Linked DNA regions of Homo sapiens: region 2 is linked to region 1. A link is a contact called in ENCODE Hi-C or POLR2A ChIA-PET data. All regions are on one chromosome and are shown on one strand. Each heading gives the region's core, a stretch centred on a gene start or an enhancer-like site at or near the end of the contact. The rest is flanking DNA. Distances are from core to core; before and after follow the strand shown. Region 1 overlaps CLEC16A (C-type lectin domain containing 16A). Region 2 overlaps CLEC16A (C-type lectin domain containing 16A).

The links. Hi-C counts contacts between places; a loop is a spot of excess contacts on that map. ChIA-PET counts read pairs that join two places held with the same protein, here RNA polymerase II (POLR2A). Pooled maps may share reads with other maps.
Region 2: a map of naive thymus-derived CD4-positive, alpha-beta T cell shows a loop between it and region 1 (5-fold over the local background). The contact joins two enhancer-like sites. A Hi-C loop is called at or near these places in 3 of 168 maps with a recorded cell type or tissue (DLD1, endothelial cell of hepatic sinusoid and naive thymus-derived CD4-positive, alpha-beta T cell), 7 of 37 single-sample maps with no recorded cell type and 13 of 50 pooled maps. POLR2A ChIA-PET finds 5 or more read pairs at or near these places in 9 of 52 experiments (AG04450, OCI-LY7, activated CD4-positive, alpha-beta T cell and 4 more).

The regions. Positions count from the first base shown.
Region 1 is chr16:10,961,732-10,966,319 of GRCh38, reverse strand. It overlaps CLEC16A (C-type lectin domain containing 16A), which reads right to left. Exons shown (of 24, transcript NM_015226.3): 3 at 3,732-3,865. Among named protein-coding and RNA genes, the nearest start is that of CLEC16A, 19 kb to the right of the region's middle. RefSeq lists an enhancer at 724-803. Within about 2 kb of position 2,144, at least 8 of the 41 ENCODE cell types and tissues checked have a DNase peak (open chromatin) inside an H3K27ac peak, as active enhancers do.
Region 2 is chr16:11,049,993-11,054,236 of GRCh38, reverse strand. It overlaps CLEC16A (C-type lectin domain containing 16A), which reads right to left. Exons shown (of 24, transcript NM_015226.3): 18 at 2,596-2,724. Among named protein-coding and RNA genes, the nearest start is that of CLEC16A, 110 kb to the right of the region's middle. RefSeq lists enhancers at 1,589-1,738, 2,751-3,328, 3,329-3,905. Within about 2 kb of position 1,781, at least 2 of the 41 ENCODE cell types and tissues checked have a DNase peak (open chromatin) inside an H3K27ac peak, as active enhancers do.

The DNA of each region.
Region 1 (4,588 bases), core at 895-3,394:
GTACGCACACTTCCTATGTCTGGCCTCTTTCGCTTATTACCACATCTGAGGGCTTTCCAGGTTGCTGTGTATGCAATGGTAGTAGTTCATTCCTTCTTTCCTTTTCCTTTTTCTTTTCTTTTTTGCTATATAGTAGTACATTCTCTGAATAGTCCACAGTTTATTTATCCACCTGGAGTCTAACATGGGTATCGTGTCACCCAGGTGATTCTGATACCCAGAGCACTTCTTTTTCTTTCTGTGTCATTCTGGCTCTTGCTGGGGGAGAAGTAGGGAGGGGTAATGGGCTGGCAGGATAAGGAGCTGTTGGGGTGTCTTACTGAGCCCTGCTGTGACTGGCTAGTGGCTTCCAGACCACCAGCAGCACAGACACCATACTGGGAGCTTCAGATGTGCAACTGTGAGTCTCTCAGCTGTACCCTGGAGCTGGAACAGCGACAGGCTCCCTCCACTCCCCAGCAGGGACTTTTCCAGGGCCTCCAAGAGATGACTCTGTGGGTGGTGGGGGGCCACCATAGGACAGTTGGAGGTGCCTCTATTATCAGGCTGGGATTTTTCTACTACCCCCTCACTGTGTGGCTGACTTTCTGTGGTATCCTTTTCTAATAAACCCGGGAGCCTGTACGTAATCTCAGTCTCTCGGGACTCTGTCACTTAGGTCACTAACCCCAACAGGCAACAGGTGCATTTGTGAAATGGTAGCTTGTAATAGTGAAAAGCTGGAAACCACCTAAATGCCCGTGGTCAGGTTAAATAGATTATAGCACAACAAGCTGCCACTCCTAAACCAAACCAGGCAGGGTTACAGAACGGGACAATGAGATCTAGGATACACTGGGAAGGTGGGAAAAAGAAAAGCAAACAGCAGAATGGCTGGTGCACAATGGATCGTTAGGGTTGAATTCTGCAGAAACTTGACTTTACATTTTTCTAACATTTGGCTTTTCGTTATTTAACAATGAGGACATTTTTTCTTCTGTGATTAGAAAACAAAAATAAAAGCAAAGGTCTTCTATCCTCCTCACCCCTTACAAATCCAAGTTCTGTAAACGTGCAATGATTTCTACCCTTTTTGCAGGGCTTATAAAAGCACTGTGGTGAAGGGGCTATAAAGCCAGGGGCATCTGCCTGGGTTTCCCACAGCAGGGCACCCTTTTCGGTGCCAGGACAAGAAAAGCCACGCATACTGCATGATCTCAATTACAGGGAGAATCTAAGACAGTCAAATTCATAGAAGCAGAGAGTCAAAGGGTGGTTACCAGGGACTGGGGAGGAGGGAAATGGGGAGACGCTGATCAAAGGGTACGACGCACGATGAGTAAGTTCCGGAGCTCTCATGTACAGCACAGTGACTACAGGTCATCCTACTGTGTTACAGACTTGAAATCTGCTAACAGATCTACTGCATATTTTCATCACCCAAGGTGCACACACAACCCCCACCCACACACACGCACAAAAGTGAGGTGATGGATATGTTAATTCACTTGATTGCCGTGATTATTTCACAATGTACACATTTTTTTGTGTATATGTATATATTAAATCAAGTTGTACACATTAAATATATACAATTTTTAAAAGCCACATAATTCAGAGAAACACTCTAAAAGCCGTAAGTTTTGATCGCCCCACCCCCATCTCAATCCAGTCACCCCGTGCCTAGCTGGACTTTGAGAGGCTTCCCAGGGCAGGGACACTGAGGGTGATGTTGCCTTAAAGGATAAAACCGACACCATGGCCATGTCCTATCTGCCAGACCCTGTGCCTCGCTCTGAACACCTGCTCTCACGCTCACGCCCAGCCACTCTATGCTGCAGCCACTGTGCTCTCCTCTTGACAGATGCACAAACAGCAGCTCGGAGCCTTCACTGTCCAGGCACGTGCAGGGAGCCAGTGTGGGGCAGAACTGGGCCTGGGACCTGGTTCAGTCTGAGTCAAGGGCCTGTGCCACTGAGCTGGATCTTCCCCTCAGAGCTTTTAGAAACCGCAGTCATTTCACATCCAGTGAAACAGGCGCTGGTAACAAGGGAAACCATTTAGGGAGACAGGAGTCGGCCCACATTTGTCAACTTGCGGTCACCGGGAAGCATAAGGCGTCTCTGAGGCAGCAGCACCACCTAGCGGCGGCTGCGAGAGCCATCACTCAGCAGCCCTTTCACCTCTCCCTCTTGGCCAGAGGAATGCCACCATCTCTACCTCTTTCTGCCCACTGCAGACTTTTTTCAGACCTGTCCTGGGGACTTAGAGCCTGCCTCTGATATAGACATTTGGCCACTTGTCCCCCACTTCTGGCGGGCAGGGCCCGGGCTTGGTGAAGTCACCTTGGAATAACAAAGCTAGCAGTCTAGCGTGGAGGATTAGGAACCAAACCAGGGTTTCTCAGCCTCGGCACTGGGGACAATTTGGGCTGGGTAATTCCCTGTTGTGGGGGGCCTGTCCTTAGCAGCACCCCTACCCTCTACCCACTAGATGTCAGCAGCACCCCCAAGAATGTTTTTAGATGATGCCAAATGTCCCCTCACTGAAGACCACTGAGCTAATCGCCTGGGATGAAACCCCTTCTCTATTCTGGCTTTGCTAGAGCTGGCGCCTGGGTGTTAAAATGAAAGCACTGATGGCACCTGCCTCTCAGGGGTGGTTATTACGGATGACGAAACTGAGGCTTAGTGAGGGCAGGTAAGAAGTTCGGAGTCACACACTCACTAGCTGGGTGGAGGGACTGAAGCAGGAGGGTTGGTACCAATGCACACACCCTTGCCTGCCCTCTGGCAGAGATCTTCCTTGTCTTACTTCTTCCAGTGCTTATTCCATTGGCTGATGATTCAGCGACCCCAACTCTTTAATAGCAAGTCATAAAGAAGAACTGCAAACACCCCCAGCATCATCAGCAGAGGGGAACCCTCTGATAGTACCCACCACACAGAAACAAACACAGGCTTAGGGACTGAACTATGTCTCCCTCAGGTTCCTACATTGAAGCTCTAACCCCCATTGTGGCTGTATTTGAAGACAGGGCCTTTGGCGAGGTAATTAAGGTTAATGAGGTCATAAGGGTGGGGGTTCTCATCCAATAGGACTGGCGTCCCCATAGAAGGAGGAAGAGACACCAGCTAGCACTCTCTCAATTTCTCTCCACTCACACACAGATGAAAGGCCATGCACAGCAAGAGGGTGGCCGTCTGCAAGCCAGGAAGAGAGCCCTCACTAGAAACCAACCCTGCTGGCAACTTGATCTTGAACTTTTTTTTTTGTTGTTGTTGGAGACAAGGTCTTGCTCTGTCACCCAGGCTGGAGTGCAGTGGCACAATCACGGCTCACTGCAACCTCGACTTCCTTGACAAACAATCTTCCTGCCTCAGCCTCCTGAGTAGCTGGGACTACATGTGCACACCACCACACCCAGCTAATTTTTGTGGTTTTTTGTAGAGACGGGGTTTCACCTTGTTGTCCAGGCTGTTCTCAAACTCCTGAGCTCAAGTGATCTGCCCACCTTGGCCTCCTAAGTGCTGGGGTTACAGGGATGAGATACCATGCCTGGCCAATCTTGGACTTCAATGCTCCAGAACAGTGAGAAAACAAATCTCTATTGTTTAACCCACTCAGTCTATGGTATTTTGTTAGGATAGCCTGAGCCGACGAATAGTAAGCGCAGACACAGAAAACCACGCCCAACTTCACCCTGCTACATGCACAGCAGCACAGAGGCAAATACCAAGGAATGTCCTTACAAAGTGAGGTCTCGTGACTGATGTTCTCAAAGAGGATGTTCAAGGTCTGCAGCAGCTGAACGCACACGTAACGGCCCGACTTTTGCCGCAAGATGTTCAAGAAGAAAACAAACATATTCTTCTCCAGGAAGAAGCTGGGGAGAGAATGGAAAAGCATCAGTGGCTTGCTTCCACATGTGGAAACAGAAATTATTATCTGGTTTCATTCACAACACAAGTATTAGATTCACCCCTCTCCCCCAAGGTATCTGCACAGGTCATGCCACCCATTGTCACCCGCCACAACTGGAATTCCCAGCAAAGGAATAAGATATAATTATGAGTATTAAATGAGTTTTAGATCTGGGCACAGTGGCTCATGCCTGCAATCCCAGTACTTTGGGAGGCTGAGGCAGGATGATCGCTTGAGGCCAGTTCAAGACCCAGCCTGGGCAAAATAACAAGACCCCTACCTCTACAGAGAAGAAAAAAAAAATTAGGCGGTGGTGCATGCCTGAAGTGCCAGCTACTCAGGAGGCTAAGGTGGGAGGACCGCTTGAGCCCAGGAGTTCAAGGCTGCAGTGAGATATGATCAGGCCACTGCACTCCAGCCTGGGTGACAGAGCCAAAAAAAAAAAAAAGAAAAAAAAGAAAAAAAAGTTCCCAAAAAGCTTTAGCCCTACGGTTTTCTTCCCCTTAACTGCCAGTTTAATCATGAGAAAAGTGAGACAAACCCATTTTGGGGGACATTCCACAGAAGACCTGGCCAGCATTTCTCAAAACTTTCAGGGTCGTAAAAACAACAGAAGACTAAAAAAGAGTCACGGAACAGAGGAGGCTGGGGAGATATGACAACCAAATGTACTGTGGCTCCCAAA
Region 2 (4,244 bases), core at 532-3,031, 88 kb before region 1:
TCTCGCCTGTGGATCAGGACCATCTGCCCCAGCCCAGCAGGGCATGAGGTCATGAAACTGTGTTAAGAGGTGACAGCCAAGGTTCTCAAGGGGCTCCAAGGCTCCCGTGATCTGGCTCCTGCCAGCACCCCCAGCCTCATCACATCCTCCTGTGGGCTCCAGCTGCAATCACTGCCGTGTTGGTGCCAGAATGTGCCACCTGTCTCTGGGCCTATGCCTCCCTATCTGATGCCTGTCCCACTTCCTGCTCCAGGTGGGATTAGTGACCTGACCTAATGCTGCTTGAATAATGGCCTGAGCCACATGACCTGCCACTGTCTCTTCCCACTTTGACCTCTAAGGCTCTGATTTCTTCAGGACTGGGGCTGTGTTTTTGCTGTCCCAGTGTCCTGAGCAGAGCCAGCAGATCTCAAGAAGGCAGTGTGGGAAGCAGTGGATCAGAATGCCTAAGAGTCTAGGTTCTGGGGGCCACATTGCCTGGGCTGACTTGTGGCTCAGCTACTCACTAGCTGGGTGACCTTGAGCAAATCACCAGACCTCTCCATGCATCAATTTCTTCCCCTGTGGACAGGGCGTGGTGGTTCACATCTGTAATCCTAGCACTTTGAGAGGCCGAGGTGGGCGGATCGCTTGGGTCCAGGAGTTCAAGACCAGCCTGGGTAACATGGCAAAACCCCATTTCTACAAAAAATACAAAAATTAGCCGAGTGTGGTGGCACACACCTGTAATCCCAGCTACCCAGGAGGCTGAGGTGGGAGGATTGCTTGACCCCAGGGGGCAGAGTGTGTTGCAGTGAGCCAAGATGGCACCACTGCACTCCAACCTGGGTGACAGAGCAGGACCCTGTCTAAAAAAAAAAAAAATTCTTCCTCTGTAAAATGGGGATAATAATAGTGCCAATCTCCTAGGATGGTTATAGAATTTAATGAGGAAATTCACATAAAGAACTGATTTGAATTGATCTACTTCATAACAGAGGCTATGTGTTCATAGAAGTGGTAAGAAAAACCCTGATGAACTGTGAACCAAAAGAAGGTAGAGTGTGGGCTGGGTGTGGTGGTACATGTCTGTAATTTCAGCACTTTGGGAGGCCAAGGCAGGAGGATGGCTTGAGGCCAGGAGTTCAAGGCTAACTTGGGTAACTTAGCAAGACTTCATCTCTATAAAACATCTAAAAATTAGCTAGGTGTGGTAGCTTGTGCCTGTAGTTCCAGCTACCGACGCTGAGGTGGGAGGATGGCTGGAGCCCAGGAGTTTGAGGCTGCAGTGAGCTATGATCGCAACACTGCACTCCAGGATGGATCACAGCTCACTGCAGCCTCCAAAACAACAACAACAACAACAACAACAAAAAGGCAAAGTGGAATCCAGAGCAGCAGTGCTCAGCGTTCAGTCCTCTGGACCTTCTGGCTCAGGGGTGCGGGGGGATCTCCCAGGTGGGGCCTTCTTGGCACAGGATGCTGTAGCCCTGGCTGGGGGTGAGCACGTCAGCATCATGAAGCAACACATACACATCTGTCAGAACCAGTCCTCCAGTGAAAGCTGATGCCAGGACGTCCAGTGCAAACACTGCCACCCACAAACAGAATCGTGTGCCTGGCAGGGAGGACATGGAAGGAAGGCGTCAGTGGGCCGGACAGGGTGGGTCCTGCGGTGAGGCTTGTGGGTTTGGTCAGACAGTTGGAAATGTGGATTGACTCAAGACACATGGGTCCCACTTCCTCTGCACCCCCAGGCTTCCGAGGTAGAACCACCAGCTGCAGGGAGGAAGGTTCAGACTCCTCGTGTCTGAGGTGCAAATGACAGGTCATTCCTGTTTTGCAAAATCCAAAAGTGAAACACCTCTGTCACACACGAATTAACTCAGATGATAAAGGCTGACAAGGGGAGCTGTGTGCAATGAATTCCTCTGAACTATACACAAATACTCATGTCTCCAGTGAATGATTTTCTAGGAAAAGGTGATGGTGCTTTCTAAGAAAGAAACTCTGATCTTACCCGGGAGATAAAATACCATGAACACCCCTGAGGACACTGCTTCCTAGAGTACCTGCTTCGGAAAAAAAGGGCTGATAACGGAAGCACACACTGCAGCTGGTTCTGAGAACTAATCTTTTCACACATATCTGTCCTGCAGGCTGGTGAGATTCACATTTAATTTGACTGTGTCCCAAGAGCAGGTAGATGCCTTAACATCGCACTATCTCTGGGGGTCCTGAGACCGCTGGGCTACGATTTCACACCAACCTCACCTGCACTGGATGTACCGTGCTCACCCCCGATGGTTCACAGAAAACTGGCCCCATTGCCTTACACTCCTGAGCTCAGGGCTTGTCTGTCTGCACTGGTGAAGGCTACCTCTCTGCAGCCAACACTGGGTGCCAGATGCAACGGAATGCCAAACCCTACTTCCCAAAGGGTAAAAACATGCCTTGGAAAGTCATGCCTGGGGGCAAATGGGTACTCTCTATCCACTGTCTAAGCTGTGTTGAGGGCAGGCTCTTGACTTTGACAAAGAAGCCCTTTCCTCCCTGGTCTGGGAGTGGTTCTGGAGAACAGTGGCCCAGGAGATGACAGGTCCTGTGCTCACTCACCCGCCGGGTCTTCTCCACATCGCCACACGGCAGCCGCTTCACGAAGTCAATGCCCGTCAGTGGCGTGCCTGTTGGGGGCAGCAGGATGGAGGCGTCCATCATGAGATATTCCACGTTCATGGGCTTCATCTAGAAGAGACATTACAGGAAACCTCAAAGCAGATTCCTTACTTGGAAGGAGGAAGGGGCCGGGGGAGGTTGCACAGGCCCCTCGCCTTCAACCGCATTTAGTAAATGTAAATGAGTGATCTAAATCCTGGATTTAGATTGAAGTAAAGCACAGAGGCAGCCAGATAAGGGAGCAATATGCCTTTTGGTTTTCTAAATTGCAGATTTTTCCTTTAATTGAAGCAGCAGCTCAGACTCTTGAGAAGTTGCATCCTTGCTGTGAAAAGCTTGCTCCTCTTCGCATTCTCTCTCCACCTCAGCAGGGACAGGGATTCTCAGCAGGAGGCCAGGTATGCTTTATCCCTGTGGGTGCAAGCCCGTCTGCCACCTGCTTCCTCCTCTCTGTCCTTCCAGTGATGATAACAGCTATGGCGATGGCAGCTTCCGTTTAACGAGAGCTGATTCCGCTGCAAGCTGTGACCTAAGGGCTTTTGAGGAGCTGCTTCCCACTTTGCTGATGAGGGAACACAGTCTCAGAGAAGCAGAAAAATGGATCCAAGGTCGCTCAGCTGGTGGGTGGCAGAGCCAAGACATGAGCCCAGGCCTGTCTTGCTCCAGGGCCTCTGTGATTCCCACCCTAGGACCAATGTTTCCCCTTCCTTCCTTGTCCCCTTCACATCTTACCTGGGATAATATAACACAATCATTATTGGAGCATCTACTAAGTGCCAGGCACGTGCTGGGATCACCTCCTGCTGGACGGCAGGTGCTGGTGGGCCCATCATAAAAGGGACACTGAGCTCAGAGGAGGAAAGGCGCATGCCCACGGCCACTGGGCCAGAGCTGACGGCCTCTTTCCACACCACCTCTGCGAAGCCTTCTTTGAGGACTAAGACACAGGGTGACATCCCCTCCCTGCCACCTCTCCCAGATCTCTGCTGCATCAGTAGTAGTAATCAATGCACACGTGTTGTTGAACACTAACATTTCATTTCCCTGGCTTCACAGACGAAGGGTAAGCTTTCTGCAGAATTCATTTTACTCTTTCAAACATCACAAGCTTTCCTTGTGTCTTCTCTTTTCAGAAAGTGGGCTTCAAACATACCACTTTCCCCCTCCTGCTAGGTAAAGCTGACTACATAGGGCAGGGATGTAGCGAGGGCTCAGTGGCCCAGATACCTGGTGCTATGGTTTGAACGTGTCCCCCATAGTTCATGTGTTGGAAACTTAATCCCCAGTGTGACAGTGCTGAGAGGTAGGGCCTAACAAGACGGGATTGGGTCTCATGAATGGAGTAATGTTGTTATTGCAGGTGTGGCTCAATGATGGTGAGAGTGACTTTGTTATAAGAGTGAGTTCTGTTCCCTCTTGCTCTGTCTTGCCCTTTCGCATTCTACCATGGGATGATGTGGCAAGAAGGCCGTCGCCAAATGCTGGCACCTGATATTGGACTTCCCAGCCTCTAGAACTGTAAGAAATTTCTTTTTTTTATAAATTAAGTCTGTGGTATTCTGTTATAGCTGCAGAAAACATACTGAGAC